Regions from separate parts of the Homo sapiens genome. Here regions 1, 2 and 3 are each linked to region 4. Evidence: chromatin contacts called from ENCODE Hi-C or POLR2A ChIA-PET data. All regions are on one chromosome and are shown on one strand. The core of a region is the stretch at or near the end of the contact, and the rest is flanking DNA. Distances in the headings are between cores, read along the strand shown.

What was found. Hi-C counts contacts between places; a loop is a spot of excess contacts on that map. ChIA-PET counts read pairs that join two places held with the same protein, here RNA polymerase II (POLR2A). Pooled maps may share reads with other maps.
Region 1: a loop to region 4 is called in a map of naive thymus-derived CD4-positive, alpha-beta T cell, with 14 times the contacts of the local background. The contact joins the promoter of EEF1AKMT3 here to the promoter of GLI1 in region 4. A Hi-C loop is called at or near these places in 1 of 168 maps with a recorded cell type or tissue (naive thymus-derived CD4-positive, alpha-beta T cell), 1 of 37 single-sample maps with no recorded cell type and 8 of 50 pooled maps. POLR2A ChIA-PET finds 5 or more read pairs at or near these places in 3 of 52 experiments (A673, PC-9 and WTC11).
Region 2: a pooled map shows a loop between it and region 4 (2.5-fold over the local background). The contact joins the promoter of AGAP2-AS1 here to the promoter of GLI1 in region 4. A Hi-C loop is called at or near these places in 4 of 168 maps with a recorded cell type or tissue (Caco-2, K562, chondrocyte and 1 more) and 4 of 50 pooled maps. POLR2A ChIA-PET finds 5 or more read pairs at or near these places in 1 of 52 experiments (naive thymus-derived CD8-positive, alpha-beta T cell).
Region 3: a loop to region 4 is called in a pooled map, with 2.4 times the contacts of the local background. The contact joins the enhancer-like site here to the promoter of GLI1 in region 4. A Hi-C loop is called at or near these places in 1 of 168 maps with a recorded cell type or tissue (HCT116), 5 of 37 single-sample maps with no recorded cell type and 14 of 50 pooled maps. POLR2A ChIA-PET finds 5 or more read pairs at or near these places in 2 of 52 experiments (BJ and WTC11).

What each region holds. Positions count from the first base shown.
Region 1 is chr12:57,768,478-57,773,863 of GRCh38, forward strand. EEF1AKMT3 (EEF1A lysine methyltransferase 3) reads left to right here and starts at 4,137. Exons shown (of 3, transcript NM_015433.3): 1 at 4,137-4,424; 2 at 4,540-4,651. The coding sequence starts at 4,248. It overlaps METTL1 (methyltransferase 1, tRNA methylguanosine), which reads right to left and starts at 3,628. Exons shown (of 6, transcript NM_005371.6): 1 at 3,497-3,628; 2 at 2,617-2,780; 3 at 1,295-1,479; 4 at 1,088-1,201; 5 at 826-927; 6 at 1-674. The coding sequence starts at 3,606. The coding sequence ends at 519. RefSeq lists enhancers at 2,487-3,686, 3,372-3,661, 3,792-4,301.
Region 2 is chr12:57,724,977-57,731,132 of GRCh38, forward strand. It overlaps AGAP2-AS1 (AGAP2 antisense RNA 1), which reads left to right and starts at 1,264. Exons shown (of 2, transcript NR_027032.1): 1 at 1,264-1,402; 2 at 1,989-3,380. It overlaps AGAP2 (ArfGAP with GTPase domain, ankyrin repeat and PH domain 2), which reads right to left. Exons shown (of 19, transcript NM_001122772.3): 11 at 5,815-5,977; 12 at 5,519-5,638; 13 at 4,663-4,791; 14 at 3,342-3,401; 15 at 2,961-3,109; 16 at 2,705-2,795; 17 at 2,384-2,606; 18 at 1,998-2,253; 19 at 221-1,818. The coding sequence ends at 1,576. RefSeq lists enhancers at 1,846-2,481, 2,482-3,115.
Region 3 is chr12:57,089,979-57,095,627 of GRCh38, forward strand. It overlaps NAB2 (NGFI-A binding protein 2), which reads left to right. Exons shown (of 7, transcript NM_005967.4): 2 at 1,147-2,020; 3 at 2,470-2,603; 4 at 2,939-2,990; 5 at 3,085-3,217; 6 at 3,429-3,620; 7 at 4,634-5,498. The coding sequence ends at 4,743. It overlaps STAT6 (signal transducer and activator of transcription 6), which reads right to left. Exons shown (of 22, transcript NM_003153.5): 22 at 5,430-5,649. Among named protein-coding and RNA genes, the nearest start is that of NAB2, 3.7 kb to the left of the region's middle. RefSeq lists silencers at 1,740-2,020, 3,368-3,417, 4,258-4,327 and enhancers at 3,690-4,221, 3,968-4,262, 4,754-5,284. Within about 2 kb of position 3,438, at least 30 of the 41 ENCODE cell types and tissues checked have a DNase peak (open chromatin) inside an H3K27ac peak, as active enhancers do; they include HCT116, where a contact is called at or near this core.
Region 4 is chr12:57,457,312-57,462,822 of GRCh38, forward strand. GLI1 (GLI family zinc finger 1) reads left to right here and starts at 2,474. Exons shown (of 12, transcript NM_005269.3): 1 at 2,474-2,890. It overlaps LOC124902947 (a long non-coding RNA gene), which reads right to left. Exons shown (of 2, transcript XR_007063335.1): 1 at 5,432-5,511; 2 at 131-2,250. It overlaps INHBE (inhibin subunit beta E), which reads left to right. Exons shown (of 2, transcript NM_031479.5): 2 at 1-714. RefSeq lists enhancers at 2,063-2,142, 2,153-2,202 and a silencer at 4,422-4,471.

The DNA.
Region 1 (5,386 bases), core at 2,887-5,386, 310 kb after region 4:
ACACAGATTCCCCAGGTCAAGTCTTACGCAGGGAGAGGACAGGAGGATGGTAGAAGGCATATGATACATACTCCACCCTTTCCTGAGAAATGGCAGAATAGGCATGTGTACACATATACATGTTATCCCAGGATCCACAAAGCAAACAGAAGTGGTAATTGAGCCTAGCAAGCAGTTTAGATGGACTACATTCCTCATTCCAGCTGAGGAGAGATCTCACAAGGAGAAAGGAGTGCTAAGGAAGAGCAAGACCCCACAGCCTTCCAAAGATCCCCTATGGTCCAAAGTCCTTTGACCATCTCAGTCAGCTGCTTTGTTTTCTGTTGGCAGTGGAGGGACAAGGTGAGAGGAGCCAGGGGTAGTCATGAACACCAGTGGGTTCTGCCCTGGGCAGCTCCCCACCTTCTTTAAGAGAGTACTGTGTCTCAGCTCCAGCAGTCTCAACTGGGAAGACCCAGGACTCCTGCTCTTTTCTCTAATCCCTGGGAGACGAGGTCCAGCTAAGGTAGAGTAAGCAGTCAGTGACCAGGCAGGCTGGTTTGGGAGGTCACTGCCTGGAGGACGGGATCTTGTATTCTTCGGAAGATGGCTGGGAAATTCTTCCCTCCATTACGTAGAACTTTCTTCCCCTCCTCAGTTGAGGTGCCTAGATGTCCCACAACGGGGTCTTCACTCTGGGAGAAGGAAGGGTCCAATAAGTCCTTGCCCACTGTTCAGACTGCCCCTGGCCCTTAGACACCTATCCCATCCTCCTGGCACTGAGTTAAGTCCAAATACAGAACCACTCTGGAAAGGGCCTCCACCTCCTCTAGGTCCCCTACTCACCAGGTCCTCCAGAGGCACACGCTCAAACAGTGGGTGCTCTTCGAAATGAGTGCACATCCAGTCGTGTAGCTCCAGCACATCGGTTATGGTATACACCAGCCCCTGCATAGGCAAAATCACCCTAGACAGGAGGCTGCATGCAACGTCAGCAGCCAGATGAAGGAAGTGGTGGTGTGAGTCCCTAAATGCACCCCCACTGAATTCTTAGTGAAGGGCCCCTGAGTAGGCCACTCACCCCATCATCCCTCCGATCCCAACTCACCCCAACTCTTAGCACGTAGGCATATTCTGCTAGCAGGGTGGGACTGATGATTCGCCACTTGTGCTTTGTCCGCTTGAAATGTGGGTCGGGGAAGAGGAAGAACATCTTTGTCAGCTGTGAGACAGACACACACCAACAGGGTTGTGAGAGCCTGGCCTCCATGCCCCCACCTGCCTACCAGCCTAACCCACCAGGGCCCCTCCCCACCTGGCCCTTGTAGAAGAAGTTAGGAAGGTGCTTCATGGCATTGCTACGGAGACAGGCGATGTTCTGGAAGCCACCTGCAGGAGCTGCGCGTAGGGCCCGAATCCGGTCTTGTACATAGTCTGAGACCTTCACCCGGATCTCCAGACCCAGAATAAGTGTGTCTGGGAACAGCGGTGACAGTTCCACTGCACACAGAAATAGCAATGGAATCATCAACCATATACTTGTAGGAAGTGCAAAGGGGTCAACACAGGAAAGGAAGCCTCAACCTGCAACTACCAAAGTCCAGAACGGCAAGAGAGGACAGAGATACATATATGGATAGTTTTATGCTCAAGAGGCGGGGGGAGAAATGAAAATTGTCACCAGGACCAGAATGGGAGGGCTGAGGATACATGTATATTTGCCATTGCTTTAGAGTTTTCCACAGTGTTTTCACACATTGTGTTATTTCATCCTTATAACACTCTGTGGTAAATTGTGAAGATAAGGAAACTGAGGGTCAGATATGCCGAAGATCATAGAGTTAAGAAGGGGCAGAACTGGAACTTATTTATTTGAGATGGAGTCTTGCTCTGTCACCCAGGCTGGAGTGCAGTGGCACAATCTTGGCTCACTGCAATCTCTGCCTCCCAGGTTCAAGTAATTCTCCTGCCTCAGCCTCCTGAGTAGCTGGTCTTGAACTCCTGGCCTCAAGTGGTCCACCTGCCTCAGCCTCCCAAAGTGTTGGGATTACAGGTGTGAGCCACTGTGCCCAGGCAGAACTGGACCTTAAACCAAGGTTTTCTGCCTCTATGTACCATGCTCTTCTTCTCTATCAGGCTGTTATCTGTTTGGGAAGATCTAAAAATAGGGAGTGGCTTGGCATGCATGGGTGGGACAATACAGACAATACAAGAGGAACCCAAAAAACAGGAGAGTGGGGCAGAAGGAATGAGATCTGGCGAGGGAGGGGCAAAGGGGAGGGGAGATGGTAGAATCTCTGAGAAAAGACAGTTCAGGATCACTGGCCACAACGGCTAATCTCTGATGCTTGTGCTGACCAGCTCACTGACCCGGAACCTGGCAGATGAAATGGCTCATGTAGGGATTGACGCCAGAAAGGACAACCCAGGTTTTAAGAAGCATTTGAGGCAGCCCCCTCCACTCTCCAGGGCAAAGGTCACAGACCCAGAGTAGAGGGTAGGTGGAGCCTCTCCATGCTGATGTCACCAGTGTCTGGACGAAAGGGGAAAGGCCAATTATGACCCCCCACAAAAGTTGCTGAGGCAGCAGAAGCTACTAGGCCTCTTCTCACCCCAAAAAGAGGGCCTGAGTGTTACCTAACAGGCCACCATAGCCACAGCCTATGTCTGCAAACTCCACTTGGGCCTGAGCTCTCTTTTCTTTCTTATCCTTTGGGTCATCGTGGCTCTGATTTTGAGTGAGTGGAGCGAAGAACTCTGGGTATAGCTCAGACCAGTCCATCTCCTCTGGCTTCACAGGGCTATTGGAAAGAAGACATAAGAAGCATGAGAAGGTTGGTCACACCATTGCAGAAGTGGTACTGTGAGAGTGTGTGGGTGGGTGAGGGTGGGAGGTAAAAGGGAGGAGGGTTTCTCAAAAATTCTGTAACACTGGGCCCTGTGGCCTCTAAGAGGGACAATGGAAACCACCCTTAACTCCCAGTGTGAATCATAGGACCATCATGAGGCCCATAAACGCTGACCTGCCCAACTCCACTTCTGGCGGTTGATGTGACCCTGGCCGGGTAACTGCCCTTTCTGGGGCACAAGTTCCCCTTCTCCCGAGACTGGCTGCCTAATGCACTGGGATCCTACTTTGTGTTTGTGCTCTGCGGGGAGGGAAGGTAAGGTAAGGTGCGGGCAGGATTGTGTATATGTTTGCCTTTTTATTAAATCCAACAAACAAAAGCAAAAGATGGAAACGACATTCTGCCTCTATCACTTCAGTCTCAGTAACAATTTATTTCTCTTCCCAAACTTAGCACCGCTACCCAGACTTAGGCCCGAACGCCACGCCCACTCTCAACCCGCCAACTCCTCTCTCGGTCGAATCTCCCGGTCCCACCCCCAAAAACTGACGTCACCCATCTGATCCTCCCGGGTCTACCCCAAATCCTCCCAGCAGTTGCAGCACAACTGCTCTCCCGGCTGCTTTGAGAATCCCGCCCTCCTCTCTCTCCCTCTGCCCACTCCTCACTAGCGCAGCGTGTGGTCCGCCATGGGGTTGGAGTGAGCACGTTGCCGGTAGTAGCGCTTCTGGGGCGGTGGGGCCTCTGCTCCGGCCACGTTCCGAGTCTCGGCTGCCATGATCCCAGTCCGGGGTTTCTCTACCAAATCCACGTGGAGGCGCAGGCCAGAGGCGCAAGTTAATGACGCAGCCATGCGCGTTGGTGGCAGTTCCCGCCCCTTAAAGACCCAAGAGCAAATTCAGCTGGGCTGGGCTGGGCTGGGCTGGGCTAGGTGGGGAGGGCTGTAAGGAGCGAGTGCTGGAGGGAACCTCCGCACCGTTAGCCTCCAACTGGGAGGGCGAGGCCAGGCCCAGGGACCCAACGTTTTCTCTTAGCTTGCTTCTGCCTGGTCTGGGTTACCATCCTGGTTGCAGGCACCTGTGCACCCCACAGGTGAGAGGGGTCTAGAGACCTCGCCTTCTACAGTGGCATCAGTCCTCGCTCCTGTCCCCTTACTCCTGGTCTCGGACCAGTCCGCCCGGTCTGACTCTTGTGGTCCCGTGTGGGTTTCGTCGAGTGTGCGCTCGGGGCCGGGGCGGGAGGGGCAGCTCCTCATTCCACCTCCAGGAAATCGAACTGGAGGAAGGAGGGCAAACTCAGGGAGGCGGGGCTCGTTCCACAGGGACACCACGACGGCTCGCGGCCCCCAGCCTCTACCCCGCTCCGGATCCGGGATCTGAGCGCCGGCCGCGGTGCCCAGGCACTCCCTTGGCGGGCCGGATGGCGGACCCCGGCCCAGATCCCGAATCTGAGTCGGAATCGGTGTTCCCGCGGGAGGTCGGGCTCTTTGCAGACTCTTACTCGGAGAAGAGCCAGTTCTGTTTCTGTGGGCATGTGCTGACCATCACGCAGAACTTTGGGTCCCGCCTCGGGGTGGCGGCGCGCGTGTGGGACGCGGTGAGGAATGGGCTGCGCCGGGTGAGGGTCCGTGGGAGGTCCAGATCCCGGACTCCGCCTCTCCCATATGGAGCCATCCTCACGACTGTCTTTTTCTCTGTCTTTTCTCCCGTAGGCCCTGAGCCTGTGCAATTATTTCGAGAGTCAAAATGTGGATTTCCGAGGCAAGAAGGTGATCGAACTGGGTGCGGGGACAGGCATCGTGGGGATCTTGGCAGCGCTGCAGGGTGCGTGAGCTGGCTTTTTACGGGAGAGAGTGGGGACCCAGGGGCGCGGAGAAATGGTCACTTCGTGGATCTTTGGGGGAGAGGGGAGAACTTTGGGCCCAGTCTAACCCCTTCTTTTTAACAAATTTTTTTTTAAAATTTGTTTTTGTTTTTATTTTGGCGTCTGCTTCTGCGTGCCAGACAGCGCGAATTGCCTGTCAAAGCACCTAGGGTGGGTGATTGGGGAGGGCAGGAAATAAAACTCAGGCAGGCCTATAAGAAGGAGTTGTTTCTATCGTGTTGCTTTTTTTTTGTTTTTAATTTTTTTTGTTTTTTTGAGACGGAGTCTCACTGTGTCGCCCAGGCTGGAGTGCAGTGGCTGCTATCCCCACTAACTGCAACCGCTGCCTCCCGGGTTCAAGCAATTCTCATGCCTCAGCCTCCGAAGTAGCTGGAATTACAGGCTTGCGCTACCATACCCGGCTACTTTTTGTATTTTTAGTAGAAGACGTTTCACCATGTTGGCCAGGCTGGTCTCGAACTCCTGACCTCAGGTGATCCATCTGCCTCGCGAGGCGCCTGGGATTACAGGCGTGAGCCACGACACCCAGCCTTGTGTTACTCTTTGTGATTTTATGGAGAATACTGTCACTTAAAAGCGCCTTGGCTTTGGACATGGTCTTCTGTCAAGATGCACATATGGGGGTACTCTGTAGGGAGACTTGCAGACATTAAACTTCGTGAGTGCTTTATAAC
Region 2 (6,156 bases), core at 14-2,513, 270 kb after region 4:
TGTTCCCAGGGTCCCCACTGACTCCAACCTGCCCACGTCCTCCACTACATGAACCCAGAACTGTTGTACATGATGGAACCACCTCCATGCCCATGGGTACTGTCCTGCCACCAGCCCCAGTGGGAGGCACCTCTGCCTGTCCCTGTCCAACCCCAGTACCCCATCTTGACCAAGGCCATGCCCTGACCTGCCTCCAAGAACAGACCAGCAGCTCACCCCCTAGACAAAATCACTTCCTCTTTAATTGCTGTTGAAGAAGATTCACACCACTGCCTCCAAGGAGATGGGGGGGCATTTCCCCCTTGCCCCCACCTCTCTCCCCTCCCCAATTACCTGGTCCTTTGCAAACTATTTTAGCCAGAAAAAAAAAAAAAAAAAAAGACCGGAAACCACTGACACAGACAGCCCAAGGGCTGGGTTGGCTGAGGGAGGCAGGGCTGGGCCAGGTAAGTCCGCCCTATCACCCAGTTTGTGGGGAAGGGGCAGGGGGCCTGGAAACCCTCCCAGCCACCTCGAATCCTCTCAGCCCTGGCTGGGAGAGGTCACGGGGGTGAGGAATGGCTCTGGAGCTGCTCCAGTGGGAGGGAGGGGCTGGACAGAAAGAATAATGGGGGAGGGGTCCCACTGTAGGGGTGCCCCCTACCCCAGATCACCACGGGCGCTGCACAGTCACAGGTACGCAGTCACGGTCACAGACACAACCCGAGAGCACCCCCACCCCAACCCACCCCCTGCCCACCCTGGGCTTCCCCTACCCCAAAACGCCCTCCCCACGCCCCTGCCCGCCCCCATCCCCATGTTGGGGAACAAAGCAATAAATTACAAGGCCCCCGCAGCCCTCTTAGCCCGCTCCTGCTCCATCCCTTCTCCCTCCCAAGATAGTAGTGGGAGGGACCCAGGCTCTTGGTTCCCCCCGGACTCTTTAGCTTCCACCCATGGGTAGGTGTAGGGGACGTCCTGGTTTCCACTACTCACGGTCCCTTTCACGGAAAGGGTTGGGAACCCCCACCCCCATGAGCAGCAGGGGTCCTGCCCCTCGCTGCCCTTGCCCCCTTCACTGGGCAGTGAGATGAGCATGGAAGGGGTAGGGTTTCCGTATTGGCCCCAAGTCCCGGGGCTAGCCCTCCCATGTACTAAACCCTCCCTCTGGCGTGGCGTCGCCCCAGGAGCCAGCCTGGGTATGGGCTCCCGCCCTGGGATTGTTGAGCTCGGGCAGGACCGGGTCTTCTTTCCGCCCCTAGGGGGCACAAGCGGGCATGTCCAAGCGCCTAGGAGCCCGTACCGCTGGGGACCTCCCCTTCCGCGAACCCCGAGCGGGTAGACCCAGAGCAATCCGAGTGTGGAAACAATGGAGAGGGGGCGTGTTGAGCTGGGGTCTCCATGCCTCGTTGGGGAGAGGGAGGTGAGTTTGTGTCTTCTGGAAGGCGTGGGGGCTGTGCCCTCGTGGGGGTAGGAAGTGCTCCCGTGGGGCGGGGTGCGGATCGGAGAGGTGAGTGGGTGCGTCTGTCCAGCGGTCCGCCCGGTGTGGTCGTGCCCGGCCCGCGTGGGGATGGGGGTGTCTCTCCCGCTGGGCAACTATACCAGCGCAACCGGGGCGTCGGCGCGGCCCACGCTAGCGGCGCTGCTCCGGCGGCGGGGGCTGGGCGTGGCGGTGATGCTGGGCGTGGTGGCCGCGCTGGGCGTGGTGGCCGCGCTGCCGCCCTCACCCGGGCAGCCGTGCTGGAGAAGGATGTCGGCGCACAGCTGGCTTCCAGCCTGGCGGGCGTAGAACAGCGCCGTGCGGCCCTGGGCGTCACGGGCCGCCACGTCCGCGCCGTACTAGAGGGCGGAAACGGCCGCGTGACCGCGCGTCCCCAGGGCGCCCACACCCGGCGCCGCCTCCCCCACATGGCCAAGCCTACTTCCGGGGTCCCTCTGGGAATTTCGGGCTTTCCCGCGCCAGGCGTTTTCCGAGATGAAGCCTCAAAGACCCCCTTTCCTCCCCCCAGCTCACGTACCCACAGCAGCAGTTGCGTGATGACGACGTGGGCGAGCTCGGCCGCCAGGTGGAGTGGGGAGCGCAGCTGTGGGTCCTCTACGCTGGTGTCGAGCGGCCCGTGTCGCGCATGGGCCAAAAGCAGGAGAACGGTAGCCACGTCCTGGGCCTGCACGGCGGCCCACAGCTGGCGGCCCAGCGGCTCCTCCGAGGTGCTCAGCGGCGCCAGGAACAGTAGCTGCTCGTACTTGGCGCGAATCCACGACTCGCGCTCCTCCCTGCAAGACCAGGGATCAACGGAAAAGGCTCTAGGGACCCCCAGCCAGGACTTCTGCCCCTACCCACGGGACCGTCTCAGGTTCGCACACCCTCAGCAACCCTCCCCCCGCTCTGTTCCCTCACGCTTACCGCGAAGAGTCCCGCGAGGGCTTGGCACGGCCTCGCGTGTCGCTTTCCCACACGCGGTTGGCCGTGTCGTTGCCAATAGCCGTCAGCACCAGGGTCAGCTCCCGTGGCCAGTCGTCCAAGTCCAGCGAGCGAACGCGGGACAGGTGTGTGCCCAGGTTGCGGTGGATGCCAGAACACTCGATGCAGATGAGGGCGCCCAGGTTCAAGCTGGCCCACGTGGGGTCTGCGGAAGGAGCGTAGAGGTCGGCTCCCAGCCGGGCAGCACAGGCACCCCGGCATTCACTACACTCCCTAGCCCCTCCGCTGCCTCCTGGCACTCACTGGGGGCCCCGCAGTCCACGCAGATTGAATTCCCCTTGGCGTTCCGGATCGCCTGGATGGCCACGGCCTCGCTTTGGCTGTCTGTGCGCAGCTGCAGAGAGGGTTTGGGTTGGCACTGACTCTGCCTCCAAGCCCCACCTCCTTCTCAGACACCTCTGCTCTCCTCTCACACGACTTCGGCCGTGTCGTTGCCAATGGCCGTCAGCACCAGGGTCAGTTCCTGCGGCCAGTCCTCCACTCCACCTCAAACTCTTACCTTGACCTTGCTGCTCTCACAGCATTGCAGACTGGCTAGGATCTGACTCTCGATGGCCTGGACCCAGGCATCCCGCTCCTCAAAACTGGCTGCCTCAAAGTGCCACGTCTGACCCGTGCTGGACACGATCAGGAACTCAAAGTTTTCCTCTGAGTGGGGGATGGGATGGGGTCATTAAGGGACAGAGTTCAAGCAGGGGCTGCCTTTCCCAAGACCGTCCTCCCTGATGTCCATCCCGAGCCCCTGGGAGTGGGGCAGTGGGGGTAGGGAAAGCAGAGGGTGGGGGGCAGCAGGAAGCCCGAGCACATGCAGGGGAAGGCGGGGGCACCCCCACCCTTCTGCACCCCAGCTGAGCGCCCCTCCCGGCTCCCCACTTGTTACCTGCTTTATAAATATTTCTTAAACTACCAAAGGATTTTAGTTTCCACATTTTGCGCTTGGCTGGTTTCCCGAAGCGAAGGAGATAGAGATAGAATGGAGAGCAGAACAGAGAAAGAGAGACCAAGAAAGAAGGAGAAAAAGACAGGTAGATGGAGAGATGGAGAGAGATAGTGACAGAGTGCCAGAGACAAAGCAGGACAGACAGATGGGGAGAGAAAGCAGAACTAAAGTCAGTGGCCCCGGAGCAGAGTGGAACAGAAGCCAAGAGCCATGAGAGTAGGCAGATCTGGAACCTGGGTCTGAGCACCCGGCAGAGAGCAGGGGCAGCAGGGATGGGTTATCAAGACCAGCGAGGAGCTGGACCTCTGGGAGAAGAAGGGAGGGTCAGGATCTGAGTGAACACGGGGGAAGGGGACAGAAGCTGGGGCGCAGGGCTGAGATGAGAGGGCCCTGGGGCTGGTGGCGGTGGGGGTGCGGGGAATCACTGAGGGACAAGAATGGGGATCACTATGGTCAAGGGCTGTTGGGGAGCACTTGGCAATAGAAAGTTATCGGGAGAAGGCCGGGCACGGTGACTCATGCCTGTAATCCCCACCGCCTGTAATCCCAGCACTTTGGGAGGCCGAGGCGGGCAGATCACGAGGTCAGGAGATCAAGACCATCCTGGCTAACACAGTGAAACCCAGTCTCTACTAAAAAATACAAAAAATTAGCCGGGCATGGTGGCAAGTGCCTGTAGTCCCAGCTACTTGGAAGGCTGAGGCAGGAGAATGGTGTGAACCCGGGAGGCAGAGCTTGCAGTGAGCCGAGATCGCACCACTGTACTCCAGCCTGGGTGACAGAGTGAGACTCCATCTCAAAAAAAAAAAAAAAAAAGAAAAGAAAAAAAAAAGAAAGAAAGTTATTGGGAGAAGGGGCTGGGTGGTCACAGAATCCAGGATCTGGGGAATCAGTGGGAGATGCTGAGATAAGGGGCTGAATCACTGGGGATCAGCGGGGCTGCCGGGTGCAGGGGCTGGGGTGGTAAGTGGAGTTGAGGGAAGGAAGAGGAACTAGAACGTCATTAGGAGAGGGAGCAGGAGCTATAGACATGGACATCGTTGAGAACAGGGGCTGGGGAAAGGAATTAGCTGGGGAACAAGGAAAGAAGGACAGGGGCTGGGGGATGTCCATCCACTCTTTCACTAAGTTGTGTGCAGTGGTAATGGTAGTCAAGCACTCAGCTCAGGCACTTTTCCTCCTGCTGCAGGAGTTAGGCCAGGGAGCTGATGTTGGGGATGAGGGTTCTGGGTGGGAGTGGAAGTGCCTGCCAGAGCCTCACCTTCAGCCTGCCCAGCCGAGCCTTCAGTCTTGGATGGTGTTGTCAATTTTTTCCTCCTCTGCTTCTTCACCATGGGAGAAGGAGGGGGTTCCCGACTCAGGGGGCTCAGGTCTCCAGATGGGGTACAGTCTTAGGGAGGAAGACACAGCTGCCTCAGTAGCCCCCTCCACAGATTTCCTGATTTCTTGATAGCCTGTCTCATTCCCTGAACTAGCTTTGGCATTTTAGGGCTCCCCTCCTCAACTGTCCCTCTCCAGGAGTTCCCCCTTGATCATTCCTGGGGATGCAGGGAGATGAGAGGTTTAGAGTCAGTCCTGCACTCAGATCCTGGTTCTGCCACTTACTGGCCTTAAGACCTTGAGCAAGGCACTTAATCTTCTGAGCCTCAGTTTCTTTATCTCTGAAATAGGGGTAATAATCTTGACCTGACAAAACTGTTGTAAGGATCATTTGTTTACAATGTTATTTGCATACTATATATATATATTTTTTTTCAAACATGTCAAACATGGCTGACTATGTACTAGACAATATTCTCAGTTTGTTTAAACCTCAAAGCAACCCTCTGAGGTAGAAACTATTATCTCCATGTTACAGATGAGGAAACTGAGGCACGGAGAGGTCAAGTAACTTGCCCATGTGGCAAGCCAGGATTCAAGCTCAGGCAGTTGACGTTAGAGTCCACTTGTCTTAACCATTATGATAGACATGGTATGATTGAACTTATTCATGTGTGGGGCTCCATGTGTTCACTCATGCATTTATTCCAGCCTCCAAGCCTTCACCCCATATTCATTTCCCACACTCATCCTATTTGGGTGTGGAAGACAGCAGATGGAAGGTCATCCCCACTGACCCGTGCTGAGGGCTCGGGCCAAATTCCGGTCTGGCTTCAGCAGGTGTTTGGATGTCTGATCTGGTGGTGGCTGCAGGGAACTGGGGCTGGGGCTAGGGCTTGGCATGGGAGTAGTGGCTTCTGTCGGAAGAAGATGAAACCTCAGTGAGCCTCTTTCTTCTGGCCCCATTCCTTATGTGGTCCCTCTTTATCACCCAGCTTCCTACTCGCCCAGTGCCAGCCCCCTCTTCCCTCTTACCCCTCTTTTTCCCCAGCCCTGGCCCCTCTTCTGCTCCTATGTCATAAACCTTACTCACCCAGGCCTTCACCCATCTGGACAGTGCTCATGTCCTTGACGAGCCCGTTAATGCTGGCTGAGGGGCCAAAGGCAGAGATGGCCCTCGGGGGCCGCTTGCCCGGGACTTTGACTGTTGTTCGCAGCAAGTCCATCTCCTTGCCGTGGGTACTGTGGATGTAATCCTGGAGGGGTACAGGGCCGAGAGTGTAGGGAAGGTTGGGGTCCTTGGTATGCTGGGAAGCAGTCAACATGGTACAGAATAGAGAGGGACTGGGGAGGGGTCTTGGGGGCCAAATGGGTTGTGATGAACATCTAGGGGATGGGCCCATCAGACTTGGCCCAGCAATTGTCTCCTCCAGAA
Region 3 (5,649 bases), core at 2,188-4,687, 370 kb before region 4:
CAGACGCTACCACTGTGGGAGTGTGTGTGGGCGGAACGGCCCCGGAGCAGAACAATTGCGCCCCTCCCCCTGCCACGGCCCCTGAGCTGAAGGAAAAGGCTGACCGAGGAAGTGGGGAGTGTCACTGCTAGGAGAGGGGCCACTGAGGAGCACTGGGCAGCCTGGAAGGGTGGAGAGGTTCTGAGGGGAGAGAGGAAGCGTGCGTTAAGAATGCTTAACCAGGCCGGGCGGGCCCGGTGGCTCAGGCCTGTAATCCCAGCACTTTGGGAGGCTGAGGCGGGTGGATCACGAGGTCAGGAATTCGAGCCCAGCCTGACCAACATGGTGAAACCCCGTTTCTACTAAAAATACAAAAATTAGCCGGGCATGGTGGCGGGCGCCTGTAATCTCAGCTACTCAGGAGGCTGAGGCAGGAGAATCGCTTGAACCCGGGAGGCGGAGGTTGCAGTGACAGCGCCACTGCACTCCAGCCTGGGTGACAGAGCGAGACTCCGTCTCAAATAAATAAATAAATAAATAAATAAATAAATGCTTAACCCCTGGGAAAAGCTGAGCGGAGAAGAGTAAGGCACCACCTGGCTCACTGAGTGGGAAAGCCAGGGAAGGTGCCACACCCTCCCTTTTAGCCACCTGGGGCTGTGGCCCCTTCACAGGGAATGAAGCTGGCCAGCAGCGTCCACTGTGGGGGAGACTGGGCTCCTACATTCACTTTAGTATGGGTGACTTCACTTCAGTGTTGAGACTGCTGAGTGTTTAGAGGGGAAGGTGAGGATTGTGTTTTGGGGGAGAGGGAGGTCCAGCCATCCCAGGTCGGTGCTGGTCAGCCTCAGCGCTCAAGTTCTTCTTGCCCCAGACCAAAAAGATAAAAGCTGAAGATAAGGTTGTAAGACGCTTCGACTCCTACAGACACAGGCCACTGACTTTTGGGGCTTCGGGCCAGTCTAGGACGGCACTGGCTTGTCCATGCCTCTGAGCAGTGCCTGATTCTGAGAGTCTGTACTCAGACCTGGGCACTGGGCAGGATAGCATCCAAATGAGGGAGGGGAAGAAAAGCAGGCAGGAAAGAGGGAACAATTGTTAGTGTGGGTTGGTACCCAGTAGGGGGACTTGCACCGACTGCCTCTCTCTTGTGCCCCTCCTTCTCAGGCCCAGTGCCCGAGCCATGGCACTGCCTCGGACGCTGGGGGAGCTGCAGCTGTACCGGGTCCTGCAGCGCGCCAACCTCCTTTCCTACTATGAGACCTTCATCCAGCAGGGAGGGGACGACGTGCAGCAGCTGTGTGAGGCGGGTGAGGAGGAGTTTCTGGAGATCATGGCACTTGTGGGCATGGCCACCAAGCCCCTCCATGTCCGGCGCCTGCAGAAGGCACTGAGAGAGTGGGCCACCAATCCAGGGCTCTTCAGTCAACCAGTGCCTGCTGTTCCCGTCTCCAGCATCCCGCTCTTCAAGATCTCTGAGACTGCGGGTACCCGGAAAGGGAGCATGAGCAATGGGCATGGCAGCCCAGGGGAAAAGGCAGGCAGTGCCCGCAGTTTTAGCCCCAAGAGCCCCCTTGAACTTGGAGAGAAGCTATCACCACTGCCTGGGGGACCTGGGGCAGGGGACCCCCGGATCTGGCCAGGCCGGAGCACTCCAGAGTCGGACGTTGGGGCAGGAGGAGAAGAGGAGGCTGGCTCGCCCCCCTTCTCCCCCCCTGCAGGGGGAGGAGTCCCTGAGGGGACTGGGGCTGGGGGGCTGGCAGCAGGTGGGACTGGGGGTGGTCCAGACCGACTGGAGCCAGAGATGGTACGCATGGTGGTGGAAAGTGTGGAGAGGATCTTCCGGAGCTTCCCAAGGGGGGATGCTGGGGAGGTCACATCCCTGCTAAAGCTGAATAAGAAGCTGGCACGGAGCGTTGGGCACATCTTTGAGATGGATGATAATGACAGCCAGAAGGAAGAGGAGATCCGCAAATACAGCATCATCTATGGCCGTTTCGACTCTAAGCGGCGGGAGGGCAAGCAGCTCAGCCTGCACGAGGTGAGAACCCCCAGGCCTCCTAGGATTGCCCTTGACTTCCAGGTCTCCAGCCGCTTACCTCTGCGAGTTTCTACAGTCTCCGACTATCTTTCATTATCTCTTGACCAGGACCCCAGGCCCTGATCCCCTCCCCAACAGGCCCCTACCCCAGCGGCCGCAGTGCTTCCATCCTCAGCTGAGGGGGAAGCAGAGATACAGGCAGCACCGAGCTGTTCAGCTCCTTGTCACTCAGGACCCCACAGGAGAGGAGGAGGCCCCGGGCATTCCTAGGAAGCTGTGGGTGCTGACCTCTGTCTTCCCACCTCAGAAAGCTCCCATGTAGTGTCAAAACCAAAGCAAGCGTCTGATGGATGGGCCTCATTTGTCCAATGGTGAAGGGGTGTGAGGAGGTCTGGTGAGGCAGCGGGGAAGTTCGAATTCTGACTCTCCTGGCTGCCCTCCCTCCACAGCTCACCATCAACGAGGCTGCTGCCCAGTTCTGCATGAGGGACAACACGCTCTTATTACGGAGAGTGGAGCTCTTCTCTTTGTCCCGCCAAGTAGCCCGAGAGAGCACCTACTTGTCCTCCTTGAAGGGCTCCAGGTGAGACCCCTTCCCCAGGTCCTTCCTGGACTGGAATCCTGCTATGGAGTTAGATCATGTCCTAACCTTCAGCTCAGGCAGCTCTAGGCCTGCTTCCCGCCCACCTGGATGTCCTGCTTTTGGCCAAGTCAGCTTGTCTCAGGTCTGGTCTCTCCTCCCATCCATGTCGGGTCCCCCCAACCCCCTACAACAATAGTGCTTGAACTAGAGACTCTTTCTCGGCCAGCTTCTTGGCAAAGGTTTTAAATAACACATGCCTCTGGCTGGGTTCTGTGCTCTGCCAGTCGAGTGGCCCTCGTCAGCCTCATCCACTTTATTCTTACCCATCTTTTCAGGCTTCACCCTGAAGAACTGGGAGGCCCTCCACTGAAGAAGCTGAAACAAGAGGTATGTTTTCCGGGGTGCATATAGGGGCACTGGGCAGCCTTCCCCAATCCCCTCCCTTGGCAGGTCTTCATTTCCCCATGTTGGGCATCCACAGGTTGGAGAACAGAGTCACCCTGAAATCCAGCAGCCTCCCCCAGGCCCTGAGTCCTATGTACCCCCATACCGCCCCAGCCTGGAGGAGGACAGCGCCAGCCTGTCTGGGGAGAGTCTGGATGGACATTTGCAGGGTGAGTGTGCCTCAGAACACTTTTCTCTTCATTGAGGGTGGGGGAGTAGGGGAGGGGGTTGGGGGAGGAGTGAGCCAGGAGGCAGTGCCTGAAACAGGGTTGGGAGACCTGGCTGGAGGGGGGGCAGAAGGGCCTGTGGGCTGGCTATGTGGTTGAGGGTGGGGGTTCCATTGGCTGCAGCCCCTTACCTGACCAGTGCCCATGCCCACAGCTGTGGGGTCATGTCCAAGGCTGACGCCGCCCCCTGCTGACCTGCCTCTGGCATTGCCAGCCCATGGGCTATGGAGCCGACACATCCTGCAGCAGACACTGATGGACGAGGGGCTGCGGCTCGCCCGCCTCGTCTCCCACGACCGCGTGGGCCGCCTCAGCCCCTGTGTGCCTGCGAAGCCACCTCTCGCAGGTGAGGCAGCCAGCAGTGCTGTCCCCAAGCACCCCGGCCACTCAGGCCCCACACAGCAATTCTGGTGTCCTGGGGCCAGGTGGGAGGAAGAGGGATATAGTCGTCAGAGAGGGCAGTAGGATGGCTGGGCTCCAGCCAGCCAGGCCTTGGGGTGCAGAGAGGCAGACCCTGCCGAGCTGCTCCCACCATGGAAAGTCTGGTCCTAGTGTAGATCTGTGAAAGGGGAACTGGGGAATGGGGGGACAGAGAAAAGAGGATGAAGGAGCAGGAAGGAGGAGCATCAATAAGGGAAGCTCAGATGGCACTTCCACCAACCCAGGAGTGGGGAGCAGGCTAGGAGTTGTGGGTATGGGGATGGGGATGCCCAGCTTGGAAGCAGAGGAGCCCAAAGCAGTGATGCTTTGTGTGTGGAAGGGGGAAGAGGGAGTGGGCAGGCGGAGGGCCGGGCAGCCGCTGGGCTGAGAGTGACGCAGCAGACAAAGCCACCAACCCTGGCTTGGTATTTTTAAACTGTGCGTGGGTGGGAAGTGGGGGCGGGGACTGGAAGGGGGGCTCTTCTTGAGGGAGGAGCTCGGAGGCTGGCTTCCTGTTCTCCCTCTGATTTGGCTACCAAAAAACTTGGGGGGCCATGGTAGAGTGGCCTGGGAGGGGCCTGGGAGGGGGCCAGGGATGAGTGGGGGTGGCAGAGCTTGGGAAGGGGGGAGGGGAGAGGTCAGAGCCAAACCACCCCCGCAGCTCCTGACAGAACCAGAAATTCCAGCGCAACCGAGGAGGCGGGAGAGAAAGAGAGAGAGACAGACAGAGACAGAGCTACGCACAGCCAGGGAGGGGAGGGGGCTCACACACATGGGAATGGAACCCCCCATACACATGCAGTGGGCAGGAGGCAGTAATTCAATAAACCTAAACTGAGCCCATCTTCACAGCTTTCTTTGCCCCTGCTTCTGTTCCCAACCACCTCTGTCTGCAGCCAGTCACCCTGCAGTCTCCTAACTGCCCCCTTTTCCCTGCAGAGTTCGAGGAAGGGCTGCTGGACAGATGTCCTGCCCCAGGACCCCATCCCGCGCTGGTGGAGGGTCGCAGGAGCAGCGTGAAAGTGGAGGCTGAGGCCAGCCGGCAGTGAGGGTTGGACTGGTGTCTTCAGACCCAGGACCTCAGACTTCTGGCTCACACAGACCCCCACGCTCTCCATCCCCGGAATCTAGTCACAACCCTGGATCCTTCCTCTGCCCTTCTCCTGCCTCCCCACCTGCTCCATGGGCATAAGACTGTGGGGCTTCAAGCAATAACAAGCAGAGGCCTGGAGAGAGGACACAAGGAGGGTGCGTGGTGCCCTCACCCCTGCCCAGAGCGAGGGGGCAAGGACTCTGCCTCCAGGGCATCTGGGGTTTTCCCCTCCCTCACACAACACACTCCCATTCTCTTTAGGTTTGCACCAGTGGTGTGAGCAGTTGGACTCAGTTTGGACAAGGGGGAAAGGGGGACTTCCCTGGGAAGGTCCAGCTAAAAGTGGCAACATTTGCCCCCAGAATTGGGGGCCTGGGAACACTGGACCTGCTCCTTCTCCCCTCTCCTTCCCCGTTTTTGTGCTTCTGGTTTGTTTCTTTAATTAATTTAACAAGTGCTGCAGTTTGCCCTCCCATTCCCATCTATCCCCCAAGTCCTTTGCAATTTCTTCCCTGCCCTACATAGGGGCGGTGGGTGTGGGATCCCTTCACTGGCCCCCTCGGGAGGCCTGGGTTGGACTCAGGGTCTCCTCCAGCTGGGGGCTGGACCGCAGCACCTATCTGAGCAGTTAGAGCGTCTTTCTTTTCAGATTGTGTACAGTAGATTATTTATTTTGTTATTTTGGAATAAAATTTATTTTATGGCTTAGGATCTATGACCCCTGCCTTGAGAGGGAGAATGGGATAGGGGAGTGAAGGGAAGCTGGCGGTGGATGGGGCAACAGAAAAGATGCAGCAGGCAGGGCCCTCTCATACACTGGAGGGCCACATGGCCAGGCCTGGACCCAGACTCTCACCCTGGC
Region 4 (5,511 bases), core at 1,224-3,723:
GATGGGCAAGGCGCTGAGGGAGGATGCTTAGGGGACCCCCAGAAACAGGAGTCAGGAAAATGAGGCACTAAGCCTAAGAAGTTCCCTGGTTTTTCCCAGGGGACAGGACCCACTGGGAGACAAGCATTTATACTTTCTTTCTTCTTTTTTATTTTTTTGAGATCGAGTCTCGCTCTGTCACCAGGCTGGAGTGCAGTGACACGATCTTGGCTCACTGCAACCTCCGTCTCCTGGGTTCAAGTGATTCTTCTGCCTCAGCCTCCCGAGCAGCTGGGATTACAGGCGCCCACTAATTTTTGTATTCTTAGTAGAAACGAGGTTTCAACATGTTGGCCAGGATGGTCTCAATCTCTTGACCTCTTGATCCACCCGACTTGGCCTCCCGAAGTGATGAGATTATAGGCGTGAGCCACCGCGCCTGGCTTATACTTTCTTAATAAAAAGGAGAAAGAAAATCAACAAATGTGAGTCATAAAGAAGGGTTAGGGTGATGGTCCAGAGCAACAGTTCTTCAAGTGTACTCTGTAGGCTTCTGGGAGGTCCCTTTTCAGGGGTGTCCACAAAGTCAAAGCTATTTTCATAATAATACTAACATGTTATTTGCCTTTTGAATTCTCATTATCTTAAAATTGTATTGTGGAGTTTTCCAGAGGCCGTGTGACATGTGATTACATCATCTTTCTGACATCATTGTTAATGGAATGTGTGCTTGTATGGTCTTGTGTTACAGTCTTTTTCAGTTTTAATTTCTAATGTGGTGAATTGATAGATGTAAATCATATGAACAAAAGCTCAATGATTTTTTTTTTTTTGAGACGGAGTCTCGCTCTGTCGCCCAGGCTGGAGTGCAGTGGCACAATCTCGGCTCACTGCAACCTCCACCTCCCAGGTTCAAGCGATTCTCCTGCCTCAGCCTCCTGAGTAGCTGGGACTACAGGCCTGCGCCACCATGCCCAGCTATTTTTTGTATTTTTAGTAGAGATGGGGTTTCACCATGTTGGCCAGGCTGGTCTCGGACTCCTGACTTGAGGTGATCCGCCTGCCTTGGCCTCCCAAAGTGCTGGGATTACAGGTCTGAGCCACTGTGCCTAACCTAATGACTTTTAAGAGTATAGAGGAAACCAAAAAGTTTGAGACTCACTGGTCTATAGAACTGGGTGGGGAGAAGAAAGTAAGGTGTTCTAAGAGAGCTCTTCTTGCTGGGCACCGGTGGTCCCAGCTACTTAGGAGGCTAAGGCCGGAAGACCGCTTAAACCCAGGAGTTCGAGGCTATGATCACACTTGTGAATAGCCTCTGCACTCCAGCCTGGGCAAATAGTGAGGCCCCGTCCCAAATAAAAATAAATAAATACATAAATACATAAATAGCTCCTCTGGAAGAAGGGGCTCGAGGCTGGGACAGGAGCATGTGTGGGGTGCCTTTTTTTCAGTGCCCATTAGTCTGGTCTGACTGAGCTGGGTCTCTGACCCTCTGGGGATAACTAGCCTGGGTCAAAGTCCCAGATCTCCCCCTACCTTCACCTTTTCTTTTCCCCCTTGACCCTCAGACTGAACAGTTAACCCACTGACCTTCCACACCCAAGGGGGTGGTTCTTGGAAGCAGAGCTAGGATGTGGGAGGTCTGCCTGTGGGGTTGAAAAAAAGGGGAGAGGGTGCCCTTTTTCCTTGTCATGCTTCCTCCTCTTTCTCATAAAAATCAGAGACTGAAATGCTGCCCCTCCCTTATATCCGGTCACGATGGCAATGCAAATCTAAAGAGGCAGGGCACTTCCCTGTCAGGCAGTACCGCTGGGCATAGCAACCTCTGCCTCTCCGTTTCTCAGAGCTCACATATCCACCTCCTGGGCTTTTAAGTGGGCTTTAGTGAGGGGCTCCTCCTTCAACTGGGCTCCTCCTTCAGTTCCCCAGCTCTTCTGCTTCGACTCCGAGCGGGTGTCATGTGTGAGAACGGCCAGCAGAGGGAGCAGAAAGCCTGGAAGAGCAGCTAGAGCCTGCAGTGACGTGGTGCGGAGGGGCGGCACCCTCCAGAACTTCGAGACGTAGAGCCGGGGTTCTAGGGAAAGGGGCTTCAGTCCCAGGGCTCCTTGGTGACCTCGTGAACCACACCCTGCACCCAGAGCCTCAGCCGCTGCTCCTTGCTTTTATGCTCCATAGACTCCTCACCTTCTTCCAGAGCCCCCAACCCAACTTGATTTGCCCCAAACCGCAACTCTGTCCCGGCCGCTGCAAGTTCCATCCAAAGGGTGAGGCCTGCAGATAAACCACAGGATGGCAGAATGCTCAGTTAGCACCAACCAAAGGCGACTACCCTACCTCCACTATTATCGTTCTCGGTTGAACTTCTCCCCCTGCCCCGCAATATTTTCCTCAATCTGGTTGTCGGGGCCTCTTTGGGGCCAGCCGATCCAGAAATCCAAGCCGGGATTTAGTACTCACCAACAGCAGCGTGTTCAGCCGGGGCGGGGGGGGGGGCGTAAGCAGTATAGGGTCCCTCAAGGGAGGGGGAGGATCCTGGGGGTCCTGGGGGTGCAATAAGCCCGGCACCCCTTCTCTTGCTTCCAGCTACCCCGCCTCATCCTCCAGAACGGCAAGAGGGAGGGAAATAGAAGGGAGGTGAGGGGCGAGCGGGAAGAGCGGCGGCGCGCCAGCGGCTGGAGAGAGAAAAAGTTTTTGCAAAAGGGAAAAAAAAAGTTTGCGCTTCTCGCGGGTGGTCCGGGCTTGCGGCCCGGCGGGCTGGGCCGGCGGGAGGGCTGGGGGCCAGGTTGGGGGGGTGGGGGTGGCATCGAGGCTGCGCTGCCGTGGCCCTCTCCGCCCCCCCTCCCCACCGCACACCCCCCAGCCCAGACTCCAGCCCTGGACCGCGCATCCCGAGCCCAGCGCCCAGACAGAGGTGAGAAGGGGGGGCAGGCGGGGGACCACCTGGGAGCAGTGGGGGAGGGGGCCTGAGGGGATGCTCAGCTTCTTAGGGACTCATCCCAGACCCGGGACATAGAGGCAAAATAGGGGTGGGAGAGCCTGGGGTGAGACATTAGAAACTCCAGATTTTTCACTTGTGTCTTTCTCTGTATCTTCTTTTTCTTCCCTTTTTTTCTTCTGTCAGTCTGTGTATCTCTGTCTCAGGGAACCGTGGGTCTTTGTCTCCGCCTCTCCCATATATTAGAAATATCTTACTTTCATGCGGTTAAGTTTAAGAGGCTGGAGGGATGGCTAGCTGGAGGTCTGCGTTGTAGAGAGGTAACCCCAGGTGTGTGTCTGCGCGTGGGGTAGGAAGATGTCAGTGTTTCTGAAAGGTGGGGACTGCAAAGGAGGGAGCTCCAGGTGGGGTGGGGACGGGTGTGTGGGAGGCAACAGAGCCACTAGGGGCCAGCCAGGCTTGAACCTTTGACCTGTCTTGTGACAGATGTGCCAGTGGATGCTTGTGCTTTAGGGGAAAGGAGTGTCTTCTGGACTTGGAAGGGGGCTGGGGCGGGGGGGGGCTGTCCAAGGTCTAGTGAAGGCCCTAGAATGACCCCATGCAATTTGGACTCCTGAGTCCCAAGGGCTGTGGGCAAGGAGCTCAGGAGGAGCCGGGGAGACCTTGTCTTGACCCTCTGACCTCAGGACCACCGGGGCAGCGGGAGCCAGCCGCAGGGAGACCCCTACCGGGGCTGGGCGGGACCACTGGCCACTGCCAGCCTGTGTATCCCCGTTGGCACCCCGCCCAAACGGGAGCTGGGGATCGAGGCCCCTCCTCTGGCTCAGACCACCCTGCCTGCCCTTGCTCCCCGCTCTGAATCCTCTTTCAGGTCCCATGACCCCGAAACAATCAGCACTGGGCAGCTAGCTTTCGGGACAGGATTACGGAAAGGGGACCCCGTAGAGCCTGGGGACTGAGGGTTTTAGGGGTCTGGAGAGCTGGGGTCTTCTAGGATAGGTCTTTACGTTCCAGTAGAGGGAGAAGGCGGGCGGTTTCCCGGGGGATATGTAAGGGTCGGAATAAGTGTGGTTTTCCCTAGGGGGCGGGGTCCAGAGACCTCTCCCCCTCCACCATTATCTCCCTGGCATCCCCGCCCTTGACGTCACCAGGGGGTTCCCGGGGGTCTGGAGGGGTTAACCCTTGGGAAGCCGGCTGCTATAACCAGCAACCTAAGGTGTCCGGGCCCCTCCTCCTCCCCATACACACCTAATTTTATTGACCCAGTCACTTTCTCTGCTTTCTCTCCCCTATACTTTCTGGATTCTTCTCCCTTTCTAACCCCACCAACGGGGACCCCCACTCTCCAGTAGTGCCCCCCTGGGCGCCACTGCCTGCTTTCCGGATGTGCTGAGAGGAGGAGGGAAGAATGTGGCCCGCCCCTCAGCCCCCACCCCTATGGCTCGCTCTACTGGGCTCCCGGGGCGGGTGGGGGGAGCGGAGCCGTCTGCAGCCAGTGCCTGCGGCGGCGACTTGGGTGGGCCGAGGAGGCACGGGGGCGGGGAAGGCGGGACCGGGAGTAGGGGGGCGGAGCCGACTCCTGGGAGTTGGGGAGCGGGGGTGCGAGGGGGACGCTGGAAAACAGGGAGACACCGAAGATGGTTTAGGGCTCCGGCAGGGGAACCCTAGAGCTCCCTGTCCCATCCCGAACTCTCACACCCCAGAAAAACTTTACCGAAGCTAAAAAAGTTGGCGACATTTTCCTTTTACTAGCCTGAAGGGGAGATATGGGTGGGCTGTGGAACGCGTGGGCGAGGAGGGGTGTAGCCCCATTTCCTTGGAGGCTCTTCGGCAGCTAGGCAGTGGGGCAGAAAGATGACTGAGTAGGCAAGTTTGGGGGAGTCTCTAGTGTTTGGGGGATCATTTGCAAACTTCCCTCCTTCCCCTGGGTGAGTCATAGAGGGAAGGAGGCGGGAGAATTGTCCCCCCATCCAGCTGCCAACCAGCTGTGCCCCCCGCCCCCCAACATTAGTTCCAAGGTCGAGTTGGGAGGTCTTGGATGCGGGATCCGCACCTCGGTTGGAAAAGGAGGAGTTAGAAAAGGGTACAGCCCAGGCTGCCGGGCCGGGCTGGGTCGCGGGGTCCGGGTTCCGCTCCCCATCTCACCCCGCCCTCACCCTAAATCCCAGCATCCCGGGATCACCCACCGCGCCGGCCGGCCCGGCCCGCTCCCGGTGGTTCTCCACCCCATCCCGCCCCACCCCACCCTCATTCCCGGGAGACTGGAAAACCCGGGATGGAGTCAAAACTGGAGTTTGAAAAGAAAAACGGACAGCAGCACCTTCTTCCTCGCTACGCTTTTATAAGGATCACATTGTTTTTTTCATTCTCTCAGAGTCTCCCCTCATACTTCCTTTCCTGTTCCCCCAAAACAGAGACCAAAAAGATTAGGTGGGCCTGATTTAAACTACCCCAGAATAACACCAGCTTTCACCTTTGTGCCCAACAGACCCAGAAGACTCCCCTCAGGAACCTTACCTCCTCCTCCACACTGTTTTCTGTCTAAGAGGGCAGATGGCTTGTGCTCCCTCCTGGCCCCACCTGGCTCTGTGTCGGGA